2 separate regions of the Homo sapiens genome follow, and region 1 is linked to region 2. A link is an interaction called in ENCODE POLR2A ChIA-PET data of the cell type or tissue named here. Cell type or tissue: OCI-LY7. All regions are shown on one strand. Links, peaks and the distances in the headings refer to the core of each region. The heading gives the core; the rest is flanking DNA.

Region 1 (4,401 bases), core at 223-4,222, 120 kb before region 2:
ATTAAGGTAAAAAGTCCTATGAGGAGAAAAGAATTTAAAAATGGTACATGAGTTTAAATACTGTCAACATTTTTACTACCAACTTCATTGTTTAAATAAGCAAATTATATACCTACCTTTCAAATTATTTTTGTCACTCTTAACTAAGAAAATGACTGCAGTTAAGTAATGACTAGACTGAAATGTTTAAAGTTCATGCATAAAATAGCCTCCAAACTAAACCATGTTTATTTCAACAGTACAGATCAAGTACAGTCCTATTTATTTTAAACTAATAGGAAACTTAAATCTTATTCAGAGTAACATGCTGACTTCATCATAATCAAGCCTGTGTCCCTAAAGTTATTTTTATAGCTTTAAAAATACTTTTGTCTTCCAGATTTGAAAGGTGATTCAATCTTAAAAATAAAACACCTATCATAGGGCAAATTATAGTTCTGAAATAAGCAATTACATTTTAGCCAAAGGGTCTAGAAAAAGATCTCTGGAAAGGATGTGTGAAGGGAAAGGCAACTACAATACAAAAGGCCAGCCTATAAAACTGTAATATGTTGTTATATAAAAAATATTGTAAAGTATTTGAAGGAACATAAATAGCACAGGCTAAGGCATGAAACTACAGTCATGCTTAACAACAGGGATAAATACAGAGAAAATGTGTGTCGTTAGGCAATGTCATCCTTGTGCCACCATCATAGAGCATACTCACACAAACCTAAATGGTATAGCCTACTACACAGCTAGGCTATATGCTATAAGCCTATTGCTTGTAGGCTACCAACTTATATGGCATGCTACTGTATTGAATACTGTAGGCAACTGTAACACAATGGTAAGTATTTGTGTATCCAAACATATTTAAACATAGAAAAGGTACAGTAAAAATACAGTATTATAATCTTATGGGACCACCATCATATATGCAGTCTGTTGTAGACTGAAACATCATATGCAGCACCTGACTGTATACAGATTAAAAGGCAGTTGTAATAGACTAATGTATATTAGAACTAATGTAAGAAGCTATAACAAGATAAAAATGTTGTACATGTACACACATATATACCAGAAATACATACACTGATTTATAATGCAGATTTTTAAAGACAAATTTCTTACCGGAAGTTGAAGATAAAATATTAACTATAGCAACTTGTGTGTCTGAAAGTGCTTCTTGATATGACAAATTTGCCAAAAACCACTAAAGAAAAAGAAAACCAAAGTGAACCCTAATGAAAGACATGTTTACATCTGTCATTACAATTCAGAATTCCCTTTTTTGTTCTCCTCCTAAATACCGTTCTCACAAGATGTTTTAAAAGCTGCTTTGTATTGAAAAAATCACAGGCTCCCAAAAAAGACAAACATTTATAATCAGACCTAAGACCATGCTACCCAATTTCCCTTAAAATTTAACAATAGTTGGTTAACAATTAGCATTCAGGTTTTTTTTTTTAATGAGTAAAATCAAGTATCAAATCAATTTAAAAATTTGCTTTATCTAGGCTGCGCGTAGTGGCTCATGCCTGTAATCCCAGCACTTTGGGAGGCTGAGGTGGGTGGATTGCTTGAGCCCAGAAAGACCAGCCTGGGCAACACAGTGAAACCCCATTTCTACAAAAAAAAAAAATACAAAAATTAGCCAGGCGTGGTAGTGCACACCTGTAATCCCAGCTACTCAGGAGGCTGAGGTGGGAAGATTACTTGAGCCTGGGAGGTTGAGGCTGCAGTGAGGCATAACTGCCTCACTGCACTTCAGCCTAGGTGACAGAGAGACCATTTCTCAAAAAATAAAAAAATCGCTTTATCTAAGTACTGCTGACACTCTGTTAAGTTTATCTAAATCATATTTAAATTTGAGAAAATTCTCCAACATTAGAATATATACAGATGAATACAGCATAATGAGAAATCTATTAAACCAGATGATGTGCATGGATATGGATGGACCTAGCTAGCTAGCTGGATTGAAAAAAGGCTATATTCACTTTGGAAATTTAGAAATGTCCTATGAAAATGATAATTTATTGATTAATTGTGATTGCTTTTCTGAATCTCAGTTTGGAAACACAACCCAAAGAGTTCTCATAACTTTGGATACAGTGAAGGAAGTTTTCCAGCTATCAGGACTTTTTTTAAAAAATTCTTTCTTCTCTTCCACTTATCTAGGTTAGGATGGAGAATAAGAAATAATGCTTTTTTTGATGAAGGTTGGCAGGATGTGTGTGTGTCCAAAGTTCAGTAATTTTCACTGATAATTCATCCATTTTTTTGTGGATAACACTTTTTTACTATCTGAAACAATGCTACTATGAATATCTTAATTCTAGTACACACCTGCCACCTGGTGCATAAGTACATGAGTGTCACCAAAGCATATACTAAGAGGTAGATTGCTGGGTCAAGCAAACTAAACTAATGGCTAGTTTTTGGTGTCTCTGTTACTTACACTGGTTGACTCGAAGAGTTATTCCACCAAATGACTTATTTCTATTAAGAGAAGAACATCTCTCGATCTCTCTCAGAGCTTGTGGCTGAGTAGTTTTACACTAGTATTTACATTGCAAAGAAGTAGTAGAGACACATGATTGTAGAGCACTACCAGAACACAGCAGATGGCTGAGAGCCTAGTAGTCTCCATTCAGTCCATACTGTACTCAAGGCTAAAGCCAGAATGAAACTGTGGCAACGTGGTTCTGATTCCATCTGCAATCCTTTGATTTCCTAGATAATTTCACATGCCTATCTAGATAAAATGAGTTAACAATTGATGGGCAATATCAAACATATATGGCAAGAGAAGCCACAATCTGCATGCCGATGAAGTGCTAGAAAAGAAGATTCGACCCTTAATCTTATCTGTCAAAGATTTTCTCCATGAACAGATAATGCTCACAGAGTGATTATTAGCTTTCTTGACCCACTTCTCTTACTATTTTTATACTTAAATATTGTGCTCATTTTCCAAACAACCTCACTGGTCCATGCTAATGCAAGGTAAATAAATAAAAACAGATCACTTAGATAAGAAGCATTCAAAGGTCCCAAGAATCCTTCATTAGCTGTGAATTCTTTCCAGAATAACCTTCCCATTCTCTACCTCTCCCCAAACTCCATTCTCTGGCTCTTGTTTCCACAGCACCCTCATCACCAAAGAAGACCCATCTCAACCATCCTCCAATAGAAATTGTCCATACAACGTCTCCCTTCATTATTTCAGAGTTGAGGATAACCATTTATGAATAATTATAGCAAATAATTAATATATTTCATAATTTCATTAGTAATTCATTTTTAAATTGTCATAAAATGTTAATATTTGATAAAAATAGTGTATGTTCAAGGTATATAACATGATTTAATATACACATGACATTGTCTACTGATTACCATAGTCAAATTAATGAGCACATCCATCATCATCCATAGTTACCATTTTTCTGTGTGTATATGTGATGAACACACTTAAGAATCTGCTCTTATCAAATTACAAGTAAAGAATATAGTACTGTTATCTGAAGTCTCCATATACATTAGTTCCCAGAACTTATTCATCTTATAATTGAAATTATGTACTCTTTGACCAACACGTCCCCATTTCCCTACCATTCTACTCTCTGGCAACCACCATTCTACTCTTTCCTTCTTTTTTAGATTCTACATACATAAGTGAGATCATATTTGTGAGTATTTGACATTCTATGCCTGGCTTATTTCATTTAGCATAATGTCTTTCAGGTTTGTCCATGTTGTTGCAAATGGCGGATTTCCTTCTTTTTAGAGCTGAATAATATTACATTATGTTCAGCCATGAAAATGTACTATATATATATTCATCCATCGATAGACACTCAGGTTGTTCCCGTATCTTGTCTATGATGAACACTGTAAAATAAACATGGAGGTACAGATGTCTCTTTGAGATACTGATTTCATTTACTTTGGATATGTAGTAAGAGATATTCTTGATAAAGCCAGTATCACCTAAATTACATTTTACAGAAAAAAAAAAAACAACCTAGTAAGACAAAAGATATTCAAAGAAGACTGGCAAATACAGTAATCATTAACTCCTTTTGATCTACACTGTCCAGTACATTAGACACTAGCCACACATGGCTACTGAGCAATTGAAATTGGCTGGTCTGAATTGAAAAGTGCTTTAAGTATAATGCATACTGGGTTTAGAAGATTTTAGTACCAAAAAAGAATGTAAACTATCTCATCAATAATTTTTACATCAATAATATGTTGAAATAATATTTTTACATATAGTGGGCTAAATACAAATATAATATTGAAATTGATAACATCTGTTTCCTTTTCCTTTTTTAAATGTATCTACTAGATAATTTAAAACTATGTTTGTGGCCTGCATTTGAGGCTCATGTTATATTTCTA
Region 2 (4,401 bases), core at 234-4,233:
CTTGTATATATTTAACAGATAGATGGTTTGGAATACCTGGGAGCTATGAGGGTCAGTTTTGGTCAACATCAGGGGTGGTTAATCACAAGGACTTCATGAGGGCTGTGAGAATTATGGTGAACTTTGATAGATGGAAGTAATGCAATTAAGTTATTAATTAGTTATGCTGGAGTTAATCAAAAGAGAGATAACCCTAGGTGAGCCTAACTTTTAGAAGATAACGTTTGGCCAGGCACGGTGGCTCACACCTGTAATCCCAGCACTTTAGGAGGCCAGGGCAGGAGGATTGCTTGAGCCCAGGAGCTCAAGACCAGCATGGGCAAAATAGAGAGACTCCATCTCTACAAAAAAATATTTAAAAATTAGCAGGGTGTGGCAGTGTGTGCCTCTAGTCCCAGCTACTAAGAGGCTGAGGTGGGAGGATTTCTTGAGCCTGGTAGGTCAAGGCAGCAGTGAGCTGTGATTGTACTACTGCACTCCAGCCTGGACAACAGAGTGAGACTCTGTCTCAAAAAAATAAAAATAAAAAAGAAGAAGGTAACTTTCTTGAAGGTGAAGACTCAGAGAGACTCTGCTGGCATAGAAGAAATCAAACCGTCCTTAAGAAGAGGTATGGGGAGCTGCAGGAGCCACTTTGTAAGAAGCTGAGGGTGACCTCTTAGAGTTGAAAGCAGTCCCTGACTGAGAGTTAGCAAGTGTTAGCAATGACCTTGGTCACTGTCTTAGTCTGAATGTGCTGCTATGACAAAATACCTTAGTCTGGGCAATCTATAAACAACAGAAATTTATTTCTCACAGTTCTGGAGGTTGTGACAGTGAAGATCAAGGTGCCTGCTGACTCAGTGTCTGGTGAGAGCCCACTCTTCATAGATGGCCCCTTCTCTTTGCAAAAGGGCAAAAAGGGCAAACAAGCTCTCTGTGGACTCTTTTATAAGGGCACTAATTCCTCCCTCATGACCTACTCACATCCGAAAGGCCCCGCCTTTTAATAACATGACTTTAGGAGTTAGAGTTTCAACATGTACATTTGGGAGGGGGGACACATAAATTTAGACAATAGCAATCAATGTACTGCAAGGAAATGAACTGTGCCAACTACCCGCGCACCTGGAGGAGGACCCTGAGCCTCAGATGAGGTCATGGCCCCAGCTTGCAACTCCTTGTCTGAGCTGGTGAGACCCACAGCAGAGGGCCCAGGTAACCCACACCTGCACTCCTGACCCACAGAAACTGTGAGAGAACACATTTGTTTTAAGCCACTATGTTTGTAATAATCTGTCATGCAGCAGTAGAAAAGCAATGTACTACACTTCAGCAAATTGTTGCAGTCAGAGAGAAAAGTTTCCAAAGTTAGTTACCACTGTGCCCCCAAAACAGTGAATGTTGAATAAGCCTTGACAGTAGGTGGAAGTTTGGATGACCATGTTTGAGAAAGGAGGGTGATGAGGGGCAAGCGTCCTGTTGAGAAAGAGGAAGTTATGTGCTGCTTTGTGAGAGGGCATGGTTACTGATGTGCACGTGGCTACGTGAGAAAGGCCTCAAGCCCTGTGTTCTTTTAGGACCATTTAGGAATATTGGAGAGATGTTTCAAGACCCAGTGGTAGGAGATTGAGGCACCAGTGGTGGAAGCAGTCTCTGGTGAAGTGAAAACTGAGGACCTCTGCAAGGCCACACTCATTGGGTCAGGAGGGTTTTTCTCCACTAAGGAAGATAAAATCTTGTCCACAGATCAACCATGGATCCTGACAATGCAGCAGTCAGTAAAAAGGGCTCCTGCACCCACTGAGTAATGAGGCAGTGTTTCTCTCTCAGACTCACCCGGGGCACTGTCCTCTGAGCGGATGCATCCTCCCTCAGACTCACCCAGGGTGCTGTCCTCTGAGCGGATGCTTCTTCCTCTGCCACAGACTTGAGTAGCATCTGCAGTGTCCCTCTGCCTGACTTGCAGCTCGGGGATGTCCTGTGCTCAAAATTCCTCTTGCCAACTGAATGGACTCCCTCACCTTCCCTCTGACTGTTATCTTATTAAAAACCTCTTCCTGAACTGACCCCATCGAAGCCTTACCACTAATTTCTGCTGGTTTTGATCTAAATAGGGTCAGCCTCAAACACTATCCACAACTGCTCTGATTTCACCAAACTGAATTCTTATTAATGTGACTGAATAGGACCCTTTTTGAAAGAACACGTTTTTTAGGAATTGACTGAAAACAATTAATGGGTGGACAGCTTTCATGTGGTTTGAACTTAGGAGAATCTGAAGTGGTAGAACATTGACTAAATTATTAAAATTACATACTGAGGACATACAACAAGCAAAGTGCTATATCACATACTATGAAGATTCAGAAAGTGGAAGGTGTGGTTCATCTTCATCTCATCTTATTTGGTAGATAAAATAGAACATAAGAAATTAACAACACAAAACACACATAATAATTTAATATGGCAAAACAGCAGGCTGATTACCAATGAATGATAAGAATAAAAACTTCGATACAAGTTCTACGAGGACCAAATCACTGTGAGCTCTTTGGATCAGGAAACTTCCTGGATGAGAAGAAAAGAAATTCAAATAAAATTTTTTTTTAAAGAGACACAGTCTCACTGTGTTGCTCAGGCTGAAGGTGAACTCCTAGGCTCAAGCAGTCCTCCTGCCTCAGCCTCCTAAGTAGCCTGGGGTGGTAGGTGTGTGCCTTTGTGCCTGGTAAGAAGTAAATTTTTGATCTGGATTTTAAAGGCAATGCTATGGGCTGAATATTGCCCCCACCCCCAAATTTAGATGTTGAAGTCCTAACCCCTAGTATGCCAAATGTGACTGACTGTATTTTGTATATTTTAAGATAAAATCTGCTATGGTTTGAATTTGTCTCTTCAAAAATTTAAGTGTTGCCAATGTTATCGTATTAAGATGTGGGGCTTTTAAGAGGTGTTTAGGCCATGAGGGCTCCTTCCTCATGAATGGAATGAGGTGCCCTCATAAAAGGGCTTGATGAAGGAAGTTTGTCCCTTTTTGTCCTGCTGCCTTCTGCCTGATGAAGGGAGTTTGTCCCTTTTTGTCCTTCTGCCTTCTGCCTGATGAAGGAAGTTTGTCCCTTTTTGTCCTTCTGCCTTCTGCCATGTGAGGACACAGCATTCCTCCCCTCTGGAGGTCATGGCATTCAAGGCACCATCTTGGAAGCAGAGATAGGACCCTTACCAGAAAATGAACCTGCCTGTGCCTTGATCTTGGCCCAGTCTCCAGACTGCTAAAAATAAGTTTCTGGTTTTTTTTGTTTTGTTTTTTTTTAACAAATTATCCAGTCTGTGGTATTCTGTTATAGCAGCACAAACAAAGACAGGTTCTATAAAGGGATAATTAGGTTAAAATGAAGTCATTAGGGCGGGCCCTATCTAATATGACTGGTGTCCTCATGAAAAGCATAAATTAAGACAGACACACAGAGAGGAAAGACCCTATGAGGATACAGGGTGAAGATGGCCATGTACAAGCCAAAGAGAGGCCTCAAAAGAGATGAACCTTGTGGACACATTGGCCTTGGATTATAGCCTTCAGAATTGTGAGAACAACTTCTGTTGTGCAAGCCACCCAGTCTGTGGTATACTCCATTATAGCAGCCCTAGCAAAGCAATATGGGAAATACCTGGTAACATTTACTCTTTTGAATATAGAGAATTAACTGATTCTATAAGGGAAAGAGGAGATAAAGAGAGCAATAGAAGAGACTGGATAAAAACAAGAAGATGAATTTCAGGAAATAGTGAAGATAGCAATAAGAGGATAAGAAAAAGTGCACCAGGGATCCCCAACATGAACTTTTGCTGAGGAAAGAAAATCAAGATTACTTACTCCAACAGGGATACCTTTGTCTTGAGACAGTGGAGAGAACTTCATGGGCTCAATGAGAAAAAGGCAAGGAAGAAGCAGGAGAGAACTTTAGGGAAGTGAATGGAATGAAACTAAAAGGAAGTGAGAAGCACTATGGAGATACCTCAGCTACTTAAGACAGAATACAGGAAGGGGAAGTAACATGAATCCCAAGACTAAAGAAAGTAAAACATGAAGAATGTGAGGGAGTAAAAGGAGTTTGAAGGAAAACTGGAGGAGCTAAAAACGAACCATACACATATGGGCCAAGTGTTATATAAGCGAGAAACAGGTCACTGAGATAGCATTAGATCATTCGAGCTTGGAGTCACTGTTTACAGGGATCAGAAAAAAAAGGAAATAGGGTTTAATTTTAAGATAAGAAACAGGCTGGGCACGGTGGCTCACGCCTGTAATCCCAGCACTTTGGGAGGCTGAGGCGGGCAGATCATGAGGTCGGGAGTTCGAGACCAGCCTGACCGACATGGTAAAACCCCATCTCTACTAAAAATACAAAAATTAGCTGGGCGTGG

What was found. ChIA-PET counts read pairs that join two places held together with the same protein. Peaks named below come from ENCODE experiments on the same cell type or tissue, not always from the same donor. Only the 100,000 strongest peaks of a DNase experiment are listed, where the experiment ranks them.
Region 1: POLR2A ChIA-PET joins it to region 2 with 7 read pairs; 3 of 35 experiments call an interaction of 5 or more read pairs at or near these places.

The regions. Positions count from the first base shown.
Region 1 is chr2:113,734,658-113,739,058 of GRCh38, forward strand. It overlaps SLC35F5 (solute carrier family 35 member F5), which reads right to left. Exons shown (of 16, transcript NM_025181.5): 8 at 1,120-1,201; 9 at 1-16. Among named protein-coding and RNA genes, the nearest start is that of MIR4782, 15 kb to the left of the region's middle. In OCI-LY7, for the core only: no CTCF peak of the experiment used is centred there; no DNase peak of the experiment used is centred there.
Region 2 is chr2:113,853,675-113,858,075 of GRCh38, forward strand. All of the region lies in intron 2 of ACTR3-AS1 (ACTR3 antisense RNA 1), which reads right to left. Among named protein-coding and RNA genes, the nearest start is that of ACTR3, 34 kb to the right of the region's middle. In OCI-LY7, for the core only: no CTCF peak of the experiment used is centred there; DNase peaks (open chromatin) are centred at 1,134, 1,477 and 1,877; H3K4me3 peaks cover 908 bases; H3K27ac peaks cover 3,482 bases.